Linked DNA regions of Homo sapiens: region 1 is linked to region 2. A link is a loop called in an ENCODE intact Hi-C map of the cell type or tissue named here. Cell type or tissue: HCT116. All regions are shown on one strand. Each heading gives the region's core, and the rest is flanking DNA. Links, peaks and the distances in the headings are about the cores only.

Region 1 (8,632 bases), core at 1,397-6,396, 550 kb before region 2:
TGAATAAGTCTCACGAGATCTGACGCTTTTATCAGGGGTTTCCGCTTTTGCGTCTTCTTTCTCTCTTCGCCTGCTGCCGTCCATGTAAGATGGGACTTGCTCCTCCTTGCCTTCCACCATGATTGTGAGGCTTCCTCAGCCACGTGGAACTGTAAGTCCAATTAAGCCCCTTTCTTTTGTAAATTGCCCACTCTCGGGTATGTCTTTATCAGCAGCATGCAAACAGACTTAATACACAGCTCCTGGCACATCATAGGTCCTCTGTCAGCTCCTGGTTGAAAGTATGAGTTGTCTGCTAGCTTCAGCAGGAGCCGCCAACCTGCTGTGGGCGGCCCTGGGTCCGGATCCCAGCCATGTCCAGATTTTTAAAGTCCAGATGTTTTGTCTGGCGCCACTCGGATCTCTGCTTCCTGAGTCATGGGACGAGAAACTCCTGGCTGGGGGCAGTGGCTCTGAGCAATGGTCTCCTTCTCCTCCTGTCAGCAGTGAGAGGCCTCTCATGGAATTTGGGTCATGGGGGTGGGGGTGGGGAATGATATTCATTAAGAGAAGTTGGACTCTTAGCAGGAGTTGAAGGACGAGAGGTGTCTGCTGGGTCTGAGTGCCAGCTGGTTCAACAGCAAGGGAAGAAAGAGATATGGCCTGCATCTTAGAATCTTAGCAGCGCTGTCTCTTTCGTGGGAAAAAGACAAGTGAGGATAAGTACAGAAAAGGGGGAAGTGCCTACTGGCATTCTTAGATAGCTTATTTTGGGCGGGGGTGGAGGGCGTTTGCAGCCATCGTGTGGTTTTGTCTACACAGTAATCCAATGGGAAGGCATGACCAGCTGAAATTTAAAAGTGAGAAATAGACTCAGTGCAGTCTAGTGAGCCCTCATCATGGAATTCCTTGTCTCTTTCCACACTGTTTCTTCTGGGAATAGGAACTTGACCTAGTAGTGGGAGGGATAAGAAACACCCCTGTTGACTCTCAGTTCATGCAGTCTGGGTGGGGCTGGTTCCACCCAAAGCTTCAGAGGTGGGCTCATGAATCAGATATGATTCATGAAAGTACCACATCCTCCTACCAACTTCTGACCAGGTGCACATGACCATGCTAGGCAATTAGAGCCAATGAGAATCAGCCCTAGGGTTTTGCTGGAACTATCTTTAGGCTCCTAAGATTTTAAGATATAGGTTAGAGGCCTGGCCATTTTGTCATCCTAAAGGGGTCACCTTCTTGGGAATAAAGTTAATTTAGAGGAAAGCAGAACTGAGAGAAGGAAAGAGAGAAAGAATTAAGAAATCATTTTAAAACCCAGATCTCACCATGAATCCATGGATCCAGTCAGCCTGAAAATTGACTACCCTTGGAATTTTCATTTAGGTGAACCAATACATTTTCCTTTTTTTTCCCCCGGAAAGACTTGTAGCTGACTTTCTGTTACAGCTGAAGGAATTCTTATCATAGAGTATAGCAGTGAAGTTGAGACTTGGTCAGCAGAGTTTGTGCTTGTCTTTCTGCCTTCCCTCCCTTCCCTGCACTGTGCAGTATGTAAATCCCTAGTCCTGAGAAGATTTCTCAATTTGCTACCTTGTATAAGCTTACCTAGTTGGACTTGTGGTGGTTAGGAAGAGTGGGTGGCCCTACATATTCCAATATCTTTTAAAATTTTATTTATTTATTTATTTAGAAACAGAGTCTTACTCTGTCATCCAGGCTGGAGTGCAATGGCGCAATCTCTACTCACTGCAATCTCCGCCTCCCAGGTTCAAGTGATTCTCCTGCCTTAGGCTCCTGAGTAGCTGGGACTACAGGCGTGTGCCTCCACACCCGGCTAACTTTTGTATTTTTAGTAGAGATGTGGTTTCACCATGTTGGCCAGGCTGGTCTCGAACTCCTGACCTCAGGTGATCCACCTGCCTCGGCCTCCCAAAGTGCTGGGATTACAGGTGTGAGCCACTGCGCCCGGCCTCCAAGTTTTTTATATACAGAGCTGCAGTTGTGTTTTTACTAGGATTTCACTGGGTCCACTCAGTAATGTGCTGGTAAATGTTTAACAAAGAAAGGAAAAAAACCTGTTCTGTAGTGTTTGCCAATTTCTGTGGTGCAAATATTCCAGCCATGGCTAATCCCAAGCTAACAACATAACAACACTGAATGCAGAGATGGAAAGAGGTACAAAGAGCACATGATTAGATAGTATTTTCACCACACAGATTTAATAGTTGTAGGTAACTGCAAGAGATTATAGATACATTGTAGTAAATAATTAAGAAGTTGTAAGTTTTGACTATTTAGTACCTTTCTTATTAATATAATTTATTTAATTGTAAGTTACATAATTTAATTTTGATAGCATCTCTGTTTAACAACTGGCTCACAAAATTCCTGAAAATTTTATAATTGGCTCTTCCGAGCTGGAATGAGCTAGTTCTAGGCCACCACTGATCTCATCTAGTGCCCTGGTAGAAATGATTGCTTCTTCAAGAGTTAGGAGTGTAAGCTCTGGCTTGAATTAAAAAACAGACCTGAAAGTAATCTTGAAAGCTTGATTTTGGTAAAGGTCAGTACCAAGTTGAAGTGTGCAGTGAAACTGAATACATTACTGTCTACTGAATGGAATTTATGACCTGAAGATATTCACAAATAGCTGTGAGATAGCACTCTTACTTTGCATGGTCAGCTGGTCCTGCTCTGTAGAAGGGGCCATAAAGCAGTAAAATAGATGTGTAGGGCAGGAGTCCTGTATCAGGCAATTTGAACCTGCAGAAAACAGATAGCACATCTGTATTAGTCTGTTCCCCCACTGTTACAAAGAGCTACCTGAGACAAGGTAATTTATAAAGAGGTTTAGTTGGTTCATGTTTCTGCAGGCTGTACAGGTTCTGGGGAAGCCTCAGGAAACTTACAATCATGGCAGAAGGCAAGGGGAAGCAGGCAATGTCTTACATGGCTGAAGCAGGAGGAAAAGAGAGAAGTGGGAGGTGCTACCCATTTTTAAACAACCAGATCTCATGAGAACTCACTATCACAAGAACAGCAAGGGGGGAAAATCCACCCCCATAATCCAATCACCTCCCATCAGGTCCCTCCTCCAACATTGGGGATTACAATTTGACATGAGATTTGGGCGGGGACACAAATCCAAACCATGTCAACATCCAAATTAGCATAATATGAGGAGTGTTTGAGGAACAGACTCTCTACAAAGGTGTGGGCAGGTATAGAAAAACCACAGAGATACAGTAGAATTCCAGGTCTATTAACAGGGCTCCATTATCTTCCCTAGGCCTGCAAGGAGGTACAAGCTGGGGGTAAGAGGGACTCGGTTACCAGAACCTGGAGACAGAAGGGTTGGGGGACTGGGATACCTGACATGGAATGGGATTTTGGACTACAGGGAGAGACATGCGGAATAAATACTGCTCTCAATCTCCTCCTTCCCTCTGCTCTTCTAGCCCAGCTCCCCATTGGCTAGGCCCACCCAAAGGCCAGGGCAAGGGATCCCATTGATGTCAACCTCTTGGGGCATTGAGCACGTTGGAGAAAGGTGGAAAGGGTCTCACGGGTCAAATGGCACCTTGAGTATCCTGCCATGGAGTGCACATCCTGTCCTTTGTGTTGGGCTAGAAAAAGGGCCAGGGAACCTTGCTTTTGGAATTGCTATGGGCCACCTTCATCCCAGAAACATTTAGGGTCTGGTCACCTGTTCCTGCGAAGGGCAGGAGGCTATTTGTGTAGATATACTGCTTCTCCCCTGGGACCAACACTTCTCTTCCAGCCTGGCATGAGGAGCATGAGGTTTGGGGAGAGACCCTTGGCCATGTCGTACTCTTTACTGCCAAGGCCATCACTAGGGACCACTCTTTGTCTGTCCAGTGAGTCTTAGCCCCCTATCTCAAGATTCTGCAAGGTCCTTTTCTGTGGATACTCAGTTGAGGAAGCCCTGGTCTGGGAGCCAAAAGACCTGGGATATCTGATTCTGATGCTATATCTTGAGGGGTTACCAGATCATGTCACTAGTCTGGATTTTTGTCATTTGCAAAATCAGTGGGCTGTTCCAGATGAACATGATTCCCAGTGACACCTCTGACTCTGAAGAGCGAATCCAAGATTTTATGAGTTTCATCATCTCTAGGTCATTTGTGTAATGAAAAGCATGCCTTTCCACAGCCAGGAGGTGGCAGCAAAGCTCTGTTTTGAAGGGGGCGTTAGGCCAGGGTAGGTACTGCTCTCCAACTCCCTAGAGCTGAAAGTTCAGGTTTGGAGGCTCGGTTTTACTCCTGAATAACAACAACAACAACAACAGCATTATTATTTTCATTATTGTTAGTAAAACAGAAGCAACAATGCCATCTTCAATTTGGGCAATGCTGCATAGTTGAGGAAACATTTTTGTGCATCGCATAGGAACCTTTTAACAACTGCATCCTGTAGGTAGGTAATGCCAGGACTTTTAGCCCCATGTTGAGGCTCAGGGACATTTCTTGACTTGCCCGAGGCCCTCTGGAAAGTATTGATGTGCCAGGATAGGAACCCAAGCTTTCTTGCTTTTGTTCTTGTTCTGTGCACTCCCTATCTTATGGTGTGGAAGACCCAAGGCAAGGTCCCCTCTACCTCCTTTTCCATTTTGCAAGAGAGTAGGAGGGTCCAGAGGTACCCAGCTCAGCCTGAGGGCTTAAGACTGGTTTCCGGCTGCCAGATGAAATTTGACATATACAAGCTGGGAAAGAAAACTCAGCACACAAACCTCAGCTTCACTCTCTTCTCTTTCTTCTAGTCCCCAGAAAAGAAAAAAGATATGTATCTTTAGTTACTTACCATCAGGGTGTACCTGGTGTCTCTCTTATTCATTCATTAATTCATTCCTTCAATAATCAGAGTTCTGATGAAGTGTAAGACTCTGTTATGTACTGTGAAGGATATAGGAAGGTTCTTTCTCTTCTGACTCAGAGATCTGGGGGTCAGGAGCTGGGATATGGGAGCCAGGTAAGTGCATAGCTTCTTGGGGGTATCTTAATCCTAGAGAGCCCCCACTGAACTGGGAGTTCTTGAGGAGATGGAATTCAGATTTGGTTTTGTTGGCGTGTCAGGGAGAAGTGAATCCACAGGATTTAAAAAATGACCCCCAACTCCATATGTTAACTTCTCAAACCAGAGAAAACCCCTTAGAGACACAGCCAAAACCCCAGACTGTTGTCCAACTGAATCCCTGTCTTGTACTCCACCTACCTCCTGGGGCCAGGTCTCAACCCTCCGCATCACGATAACAGGTTATCAGAGTGCGTACGGTGTGACCCACTCTATACCACCTGTGCTTCTTGCGTATTCTTATTTGCTTCTCAAAACAACCCTGTAAAGTAAACTGTTACACTCTATTTCACATCTGGGGAAACAGAGCCTTAAAGTCATGAAGTAACTTGCCCAGGGTCTCAAAGCTAGTGAGTGGTAGCAGAATTGAGACCCTGACAGGTTAGGACTCAGGATCCTGACCACCTGTCCTTGCAGAGGGAAAAGCCACCAAAGTGAGACTGAAGAGCTGCAATCTTATCTCCTCCTCAAACACTGGGCAAGTCATAACTTGTCTGCATCATCTCCAGAAAATGAGGGTATTACACTTGCTTGGTCTTCTAATAGGCTTGTTGGGAGGATGGAATGGAAAAGAGAAAAATGGGCCTGTGACAACTTAGCATCATACAATGTTGTTCTGTGTGTTCGAAATAATATTATTCTCCCTCCTGACTTTGGATTTTTTTGACTGTGAAGATTGAGGCAATTGAAAAGATCATTTCAGTGGACACTTTCAGCAATGATGATGGTGATGGTGATGATGGTGATAGTGGTGGTGATGATGATGATGGTGATGGTGATCTTGAGAAGGTGGTGGTGGTGGTGATGATGGTGATGGTGGTGGTGATGATGGTGATGGTGATCTTGAGAAGGTGGTGGTGGTGGTGATGATGGTGATGGTGGTGATCTTGAGAAGGTGGTGGTGATGATGATGGTGATGGTGGTGGTGATGATGATGATGGTGATGGTGATCTTGAGAAGGTGGTGGTGGTGATGATGATGGTGATGATGGTGATCTTGAGAAGGTGGCGGTGATGATGATGATGGTGATGATGGTGATCTTGAGAAGATGGTGATGGTGATGATGATGATGGTGATAGTGGTGATAGTGATGGTGGTGATTTTAATAGTGATGAAGGTGATGATGGTGATAATGATGACGGTGATGATGATGATGATGATGGTGATGATGACAGTCATAATAATGGTAGTGGTGAAGTTAGAGGAAGGTGACCTCAGAATCATTTTCTGCTGCCACCGCTGCTGCCAATCCTCCTCAATTTCCAACCCCACTGTGTCAAAGGCATTTGGGGTGGGCTGGTGATGAGATGAAAAGGAGAATCTAGAAGGCCAGAGAGAAGGAATAATCTAAGATGTTAAAGAATAGTGTACTTATCTCAGTGCCTGGTACATAGTAAGCCAGTACTCACTATCAGGTAATAGAAGCTATGAATTTTTAAAACAGTTTTATTAAGATGTAATCATACACCATACAATTTATCTGTTTAAAGTCTAAAATTGAATGGCTTTTAATATATTCACAGTTATGCTGCCACCACCACAATCAATTTTAGAACATCCGTTTTCCCAAAAGAAACCCTGTGCCTCTTGCTGTCACCCCAACCGCCTCATCCCTCCTGGCAAAGCTATGATTTTTATTGTTATCTACACCTTACAGAATAAGGAAATTGAGACTAAGCAATGAGAATAACTTGCCCATGACCACACAGTTGGTATGTGACAGCACTGGGATTCCATCTAGGTTTGCCAGAACCTAAAGCCTGTGCTTCTGTCCACACAGGTCAGTTTGACCAATGAGGAAACTCAGGTTCAGAGAATATATGTGATCAACCCAAGGCCACACAGCTACAGCTATTAAGTGGTCAGGATGAGGCTCACATTTAGACTTGGCTCCTAATCCACCCATAAGTGTCCTTATTCCATTTTACTGTGCCCCTTCAGGGTAAGCAAATCAACATAATCAGAATGGATGAGATCCTTAAGATCCGAGAGAGAGATGTGAAACTAGCAGTAGTTTTCTTTCCCATTGGGGAGGGAGAATGGTGCCTGGGTCCAGTCTCGTCCTGGACTTGGAAAGTTAACATCTCTTTGGACCCAGCTGCTCCCTTTTCCTTTTGGCCCTGAACACCCTGAGGAGGCTCCATGCAGGTGGGGAGGAGTTACCCTAGCTGGAAGGAGGAGCAAGGTGGTACCTGAGCCCCTATCCAACCTTTTCTAAAGCATCTGTCTTCCTAGGAGTGAATGAGTTTGACAGTACCTACTACCTTCTCAGATGTTAAGGGGAACTGTGGGTGGGCATGAGAGAATTGTACGACAAAGCCTTTAAAAGGGATGGGATGGAAAAGCAGAGTTGCTTGGCAGCCTGCAAGTCTAGGATCTCCAGGGTGTAATTTCCACTCTGCCCTAGACAACTATAGTCACAGTGCTTAATCCATCTGGGCCCCAGTGTCCCTATCTGTAAATTCAGAGAGAAAATGAGGAAGTAAATTGCAAGAATTATGAGTTCCTAGGAGGAAAATGTACTACAGTTATCTGAAAGAATCTTTATTTTCTTTCCTTCCTTCTCTTCTTCCTTCCTTTTGGATGTTTTCAGCTTTATTGAAGTATAATTGACAAAAGGAATTGTATATATTTAAGGTACACAAATTGATGTTTTAATACATGCATACATTATTAACTATAGATAGGCCTGGTGCTGTAGATCTCCAGAATGTATTCATCTTGTATAACTGAAAATGTGTACCCTTTGATAAACATCTTCCCACTTCCTCCTACTCCCAGCCTCTGGCAACCATTATTCTACTCTTTGCCTCTATGAGTTTGACTATCTTAGATTCCACATAGAAGTGAGGTCATGCAGTGTTTGTCTTTCTGCATCTGGCTTATTTCACTTAGCATAATGTCCCCCAAGTTCACCTATGTTGTCACAAATTGCAGGATTTCCTTCTTTTTTATGGCCCAATAGTATTCCCAATAGTATATGAATATATATATTCAAATTTGCATATATATGTACATTTGCATATATATGCACATTGTGGTGATATATACATATATACGAGATATATACATATATATACGTATATATGGATATATACGTGTATATATATACATATATACGAGATATATACGTGTATATATATATACATATATATGTATATACACATTTTCTTTATCCATTTATCCATTGATGGACATTTAGTTTGTTTCCACATTGTGGCTATTGTGAAGAGTGATGCAATAAACATGGAAGTGTAGATATCTCTTCAAGATCCTGATTCAGGCCAGGCGCGGTGGCTCACGCCTGTAATCCCAGCACTTTGGGAGGCCGAGGCGGGTGGATCATGAGGTCAGGAGATCGAGACCATCCTGGCTAACAAGGTGAAACCCCGTCTCTACTAAAAATACAAAAAATTAGCCGGGCGCGGTGGCGGGCGCCTGTAGTCCCAGCTCCTCGGGAGGCTGAGGCAGGAGAATGGCGTGAACCCGGGAAGCGGAGCTTGCAGTGAGCCGAGATTGCGCCACTGCAGTCCGCAGTCCGACCTGGGCGACAGAGCGA
Region 2 (6,680 bases), core at 1,681-6,680:
CACCTTAGCCTCCTGAGTAACTAGGAACACAGGCACATGCCACCATGTCTGGCTAACTTTTAATTTTTCTGTAGAGATGGTGTCTTGCTATGTTGCCCAGGCTGGTCTTGAACTTCCATCTTTAAGCGATCCTCCTGCCTGGGCTTCCCACAGTGCTGAGATTACAAGGAATGAGCCACCATGCCTGGCCTGGATATTTCTTCCATAAATATATTGACTTTTTTGAGACTTGTGACGATTTGAAGAAACCTACATACAAACTGCATAGCCTAGAAATATTGAAAAAATTAAGAAAAAAGATAGATATGTCATAAATGCATAAAATATGAGTAGATACTGGCTGGGCACCATGGCTCACTTGGGAGGCCGAGGTGGGTGGATCACGAAGTCAGGAGATTGAGACCATCCTGGCTCACACAGTGAAACCCCATCTCTACTAAAAATACAAAAAAAAAAAAAAATTAGCCAGGCGTGCTGGCAGGCCCCTGTAGTCCCACCTACTTGGAAGGCTGAGTCAGGAGAATGGTGTGAACCCGGGAGGTGGAGGTTGCAGTGAGCCGAGATCACACCACTGCTCTCCAGCCTGGGCAACAGAGCAAGACTCCATCTCAAAAAAAAAATATATATATATATGAGTAGATACTGTTGCATTTATATGTTAATTGACTCTTCATCTTATCAGTAAGGCCTCTGGTCAATGATAGGATATTAATAATTAAGTTTGGGGGAGTCAAAACTTACATATGACGTTTTTACTGCACAGAGGTTGGCACTCCTAACCCCCACATTGGTCAAGATACTTTATTTCACTTAGTATTTTAAAGTTAATTCTATACGTCTCTTCTTCAGTAAAGCCTTGCAAATAGAGAGTTGTGTTTCCCTAACAGATGACCTCCTTCCTTCTTTTTTGAAATAATAACCACAGTGCCATCATAACCATACATGAAGTTGAAGCATTCTTAAAGTGAATACCCATTCCACATTCACATTCCCTTGATTGTCTCAAAACAACGTTGTTTTTTTTTTTTTTTTTGCTTTTGAAACAGGGTCTTGCTTTGTTGCCCAAGCTGGAATGCAGTGGTGCAATTATGGCTCACTGCAGCCTGGATTTCCTGGGCTCAAGAGAGTCTTCCATCTCAGCCTCCCGAGTAGCTGGTATCACAAGCACCCGCCACCACGCCTGGCTAATTTTTAAATTTTTTTGTAGAGAGAGTCTCACTTTGTTGCCCAGGCTGGTCTCGAACTCCCGGCTTCAAGCGATCCTCCTGCCTTGGCCTCCCGAAGTGCTGGGGTTACAGTTGTGAGCCACCGTGCCCAGCCTCGAAACCACCCTTTTAGAGTCAGGTTTCTTCAAAGCAGGATCCCAGCAAGTTCCAGTGATTACTTTTAGTAGGTCTGCCTCCAGCACTTCTTTTGGCCTCTAACAGCCTTTCCCTCTTCTATTCATAACATTTATTTATTGAAGACACAGGACTTCTGTCTTAGAGAACTTCCCTCATTCCAGATTTGGCTGCCTGCTTCCTCACGGTGCCATTTATCACTTGCCTGCATTTTGCAAGGGCCGTGTCTCAATTTCCACTGTGGCCCTGGATCCTAGTACAATGCCTTGGCCCAGGAGGGGTGCCCAGTCAATGGTGAATAAGGAGTCACATGAATATTCATAAGGTACCTGGCAATGCATAGAGGGCTTTGGCCCACATGCCGTTCGGCCAGGAGCTACATTTTCTGTTTGCTTCTCCCTTGTGATGCTGGAACTGGTTACTGAGCCAAAAGACTCTGAATGCCATGGTCATTTCCAAAATCCCCTTCTAACTGAGTGCTCCCATTTTCTTTTCTTTTCTTTTCTTTTCTTTTCTTTTTTCTTTCTTTCTTTTTTTTTTTTTTTGAGACAGAGTCTTGCTCTGTCTCCCGGGCTGGAGTATAGTGGCGCAATCTCGGCTCACTGCAACCTCCGCCTCCCAGGTCAAGCGATTCTCCTGCCTCAGCCTCCTGAGTAGCTGGGACTACAGGTGCCTGCCACCATGCCCGGCTAATTTTTTGTAGTTTTAGCAGAGATGGGGTTTCATCATGTTGGCCAGGATGGTCTCGATCTCCTACCTCGTGATCCACCCGCCTCAGGCCTCCCAAAATGCTGGGATTACAGGCGTGAGCCACCGTGCCCGGCCAGTACTCTCATTTTCTAAGGGATAATAAGTTAATATTTAAAATTATATTTTCTCTTTTTTTTCCTCTTTCCTCCTCTTCTCCTGTGCCCCACTTCCTACTTAGCTCTTTAGGAATGCAGTTATAACCTTTTACCTTCCCTTCACCAGACACTGCCTATAGGGTAAGCTTATCTAACTGTGTGCGTATTTAAAAGCTCCAGAGTGGAAACCTTTCCCACCAGGAGTTTGCCTTGACAGACAAAAGCCAATTTACAACCAAAAGTATGCCTGCTACAAAACTCTCTCTCATCTGAAGAGCACCTCGAGACAAGGCCACTTTACAACCTAGTTCTGCCTGCGATGGCACCAACTTGACCACTTCTGGTAAGGCAGCCCTGTAGATAAGGCACATATAGATAAGGCACTGGAAGTTACGCAGACCCCCACCTGCTTGTTTCCTCCCCTGCATACCACGCGTGCAAAATCCCCTTCTAAAAACCCCTGCTTTCTCTTCCAAAAGAGAAGCCGTACCCTTAAGGCAGGAAGCCTGTGCTTCTTCCCCTGAGCTAGCTTTGGAACAAAGTCACTTTCTTTGTAGCAGATCTCGGGAGCAACTGAACTTGCAACCCAGCTACACTCTCCCTCCCGCCCACGCCAAGGCAGGGGAATGAGCAAATAGGAACCTTCAGGGTAACTTCAGAGGAGGCGACTGCCCTGAGCAGGAGTTTCCACAGGATCCTGGGTATCTCTTGCCAATGCCAGTGCAGAGGGGGAGTGAGGTTCTAACCATGGGAAGGAGTCCGGGGTGGGCTGTCAGCACTGGCTGTCGGTGACAAGCCTAACAAAGAGGTGCCTATGTTGACATCCTTGTCTTCCACTGTTTGTTTTGGTGTCTTTTTATTAGTCTAATAACCATTAGGTAGCTCATTGTCCTAACCAAACACACAGAAAGCTGAAAGAAAACACCACCAACTTTGGGAAACTATTGGAAACTGTGCTCAGAGGGAGTCCCAGCCCCCTCCCAAACTGCGCCCAAGAGCAGAGCAAGATGCAAAGCCAGGGGAAGTAAGGAGGGAAGCAGGCTGGGAGGGAGGGGCTCCAGCCCCAGGGTTGGGGTGGAGGAGACGAGGCCCCCTTTGCCCATAAGACTCTAGGCTCCTTCCAAGGAGGGCAAGAAGCCTTTTTTTTTTTTTTTTTTTTTTTTTAAACCCAGGGCCCAGGAAAGTTATGCAAAGCAATTACTCAACTTAGGCAGCCCAGGGAGGGACCACCATCTTCCAACTGCTCCACCTCCCACTACGTTTGTCTTTGCCTCCTTTCCCTTCCCATCAGGGTTCATGACCAAGGAGACGCAATTCTGTGAGCCTAAGTCTCTGCTGGTCTGGTCCTCTTGGCTCTCTTGAGAGACCCAAGTACAGGTGACTTCCCTGACTCTGGCTGGGCTCCGTAAGCTGTCTTGAGGCTACGCAGCGTCTAAGGCGTTATCCTTAACCTCCAGCTCCCTCCGGCTTTGCTTTTCTCTCTCTTCTTGACTCTTCTGAAGTTTTTCCTTGTTCCTGTCTCTCTTCCTCCTGTCTGCTGCAGCCTCACACACCAGACAGTTCTCAAGATGTCCTTCGGGGGAGCCTCCAGGAAGGTCTGTCCCTTCTCTTTCTCGGTGCATATAATTGAGCAGTGACGTGGGAGACAGCAGCCCCCTGGGCTCTGCGCCGGGAGCCGGGAGCGCTAAAGCGAGGGCAATTGTGTATGGGGAGGTGGGGACGGGGAGCTGGGGACGTGAAGAATGAAGAGACTGGTGGAGTTTACAAGAAGTAGGAGTGGGAGTGGCGGAGGAAGGAGCGTCTTTCTTCGGGGAAGTTCCCAGGGCAATCGTTATCTGCTGGCCCCTGCCCCTCCTGGGGGGGGGGGCGTCCCAGGAAGGAGCTGGGGCTGAGTGGGACGCGGTGCCCAAGGGCGGGGCTGTGGTCGAGGGCGGAGGTGGCCTCCTCTTGGGGTGTGCCTGCCACCTAGTGGTGAACTTGGAGCAGTGCTGCTATCTGAAGTCGACTTCAATTATTCCTTCGCGATCTGTGTCTGGCCTGGTAATTCACGGTGGACTGGAAATTAGAAAATCGAATCTTACACATTGCTGATAAATACTATCTCACGGTAATATTCATTGCAATTTCAAAATGTCAAATAATTAAGACCTACTAGTTTTTAAATAATTTAAAAGACTCATGTAGTCATGTATGCATCTCACCATCAAATATTGATTATATAGGTCTCTTATATACCAGACACTGTTTTAGGTTAGGCATTGGAAATAAAGAGAACTATACAATTTATGTGAAAAAACAGGCAACTGAATCAACAATTCCAATCCAGAAGCAAAAACTCTTCAATACAGCCATGTCTGTGCTGCGCAATTGAGAATACAAAGGAGAGGCTTGGCAAGACAGGGAAACCTTCTCTCTACAATAAACAAACAAAGCCCCCCCCGCCCCCACAAAATTAGCCAGGCATGGTAGCGCGCATGTGTAGTCCCAGCTACTTGGGGGTCTGAGGTGGGAGAATACTCTGAGCCCAGGAAGTCGAGGCTGCAGTGAGAGGAGATGGCACCACTGCACCCCAGCCTGAGTGACAGAGCAAGACCTTGTCTAAAAAAGAGAAAATACAAAGGACGATTGGCATAGGGTGGTGATGGGAGAGACTTCCTCAAAAGGGTAATGGTTAGTCTCAGCACTTTGGGAGGTCGAGGTGGGTGGATCAACTGAGATCAGGAGCTCGAGACCAGCCTAGCCAACATGGTGAAATCCCATCTCTACAAAAAAAAATCCAAAAATTAGCCGGGTGCGGTGGCACACACCTGTAGTCCCAGCTACTCGGCAAGTTGAGGCAGGAGAATCACTTGAACCCAGGAGGCAAAGAGTGCAGTGAGCAGAGATCCCACCACTGCACTCCAGCCTGAGCAATGAGAGTGAAACCGTGTCTCAAAAAAAAAAAAAAAAAAAAGAAAGAAACCCAACAAAATAAAAGAAACAAATGAAGGTTGGTGGTTAGGATGAGGCTTGGAGGACATATAGGAGCCAAAGAAAAGTGATGGAGGTGATAGAGGTGGTGGTGATGGTGGTAGAAGTAGAGGTGTTGATGGAGATGAAGGTGGTGGTGGAAATGGAGGTGATGGTGGAGATGGTGGTGGTGGTGGAAGTGGAGGTGATGGTGGTGGTGGAAATGAAGGTGATGGTGGAGATGGAGGTGGTGGTGGTGGAAATAGAGGTAATGGTGGAGATGAAGGTGGTGGTGGAAATGAAGGTGATGGTGGAGATGGTGATGGTGGTGGTGGAAGTGGAGGTGATGGTGGAGATGGTGATGGTGGTGGTGGAAGCGGAGGTGATGGTGGAGATGGAGGCGGTGGTGGTGGTGGAAGTGGAGGTGATGGTGGTGGTGGAAATGAAGGTGATGGTGGAGATGGTGATGGTGGTGGTGGAAGTGGAGGTGATGGTGGAGATGGAGGCGGTGGTGGTGGAAGTGGAGGTGATGGTGGAGATGGAGGCGGTGGTGGTGGTGGAAGTGGAGGTGATGGTGGTGGTGGAAATGAAGGTGATGGTGGAGATGGTGATGGTGGTGGTGGAAGTGGAGGTGATGGTGGAGATGGAGGCGGTGGTGGTGGTGGAAATAGAGGCGATGGTGGAGATAGTGGTGGAGGTCTTGGAGGCAGTAAAGTTAAAGGCTGGAGGCCATGCAGGCTGTGGTTGTGAAGGTAGAGCTGACAGAGGTAGAAGTGGTTGCAGTGGTGATGAAGGTGGTGATGATGAGGAGAGTCGCGATTGTGGTGGTGGTTATAGTGTTGGTGAGTGTGATGATGATAGCACTGTTGTTGTTGGATGTGTTAGCTTTGGTTTTGGTGATGGTGATGAATGTGGATGGTATTGGCAGAGGTGGGTGTGGTGGTGGTGGTGATGGTGGTCATGGTGTAGTGGTAGTGGTAGTGAGGGAGCTGCAGATGGAGATAGAGGTGGAAGTCTGATCTTCAAGTCATCCATAGCTGCTGCTACCACACAGGTCACTGCTAAGCCTCCACTTGTTCCCATCTTTATGGCCTTTCCAGGGTTGGAGACTCTCATCTCTACTTCTACCCATTCTTGGTCCTCAGAAATCCTTCTACTGCTTCCATACTGCCTCAGGGCACAAAGAATTGCTGAGCAGCCATCGGAGGTGATACGTCTCTAGAGATATAAACAGCTCCCTCTCATTAGGATCTGGTCACTTCCCTGCTTCTTTTCTGGAACTCCACTTGGAGTAAGAAATTTGTTCTTCTTTGCTGTACTTTTTCCAAGATGCAACTGAGTTATTCATCAATATGGGCCTCAGGCCAGGCAGTGGGTTGCAGGGACCCTGTATTGGGAAAACACCAATGTCTGTGTTTTCTTCTTACTCTTTGTTATGTGTTAAGTATGCCCCCACCCCCAAATTCATAGGTTGAAGCTGTCGTAACCCCCAACGTGATTGTATTTGTTAAAGAGGTAATTAAGGTTAAGTAAGATTATAAGGGTC

Evidence for each region. A loop is a pair of places that touch in the nucleus more often than their neighbours do. Peaks named below come from ENCODE experiments on the same cell type or tissue, not always from the same donor. Only the 100,000 strongest peaks of a DNase experiment are listed, where the experiment ranks them.
Region 1: it touches region 2 in a loop (4-fold over the local background); 2 of 110 quality-filtered maps call a loop at or near these places.

What each region holds. Positions count from the first base shown.
Region 1 is chr17:10,291,763-10,300,394 of GRCh38, forward strand. It overlaps LOC107985004 (a long non-coding RNA gene), which reads left to right and starts at 57. Exons shown (of 5, transcript XR_007065617.1): 1 at 57-151. RefSeq lists enhancers at 1-104, 356-1,555, 1,890-2,184. In HCT116, for the core only: a CTCF peak has its summit at 4,148 (motif pointing right); a DNase peak (open chromatin) is centred at 4,149.
Region 2 is chr17:10,841,185-10,847,864 of GRCh38, forward strand. No RefSeq gene overlaps it. Among named protein-coding and RNA genes, the nearest start is that of PIRT, 6.4 kb to the left of the region's middle. RefSeq lists a silencer at 3,928-4,222. In HCT116, for the core only: a CTCF peak has its summit at 4,167 (motif pointing left); a DNase peak (open chromatin) is centred at 4,167.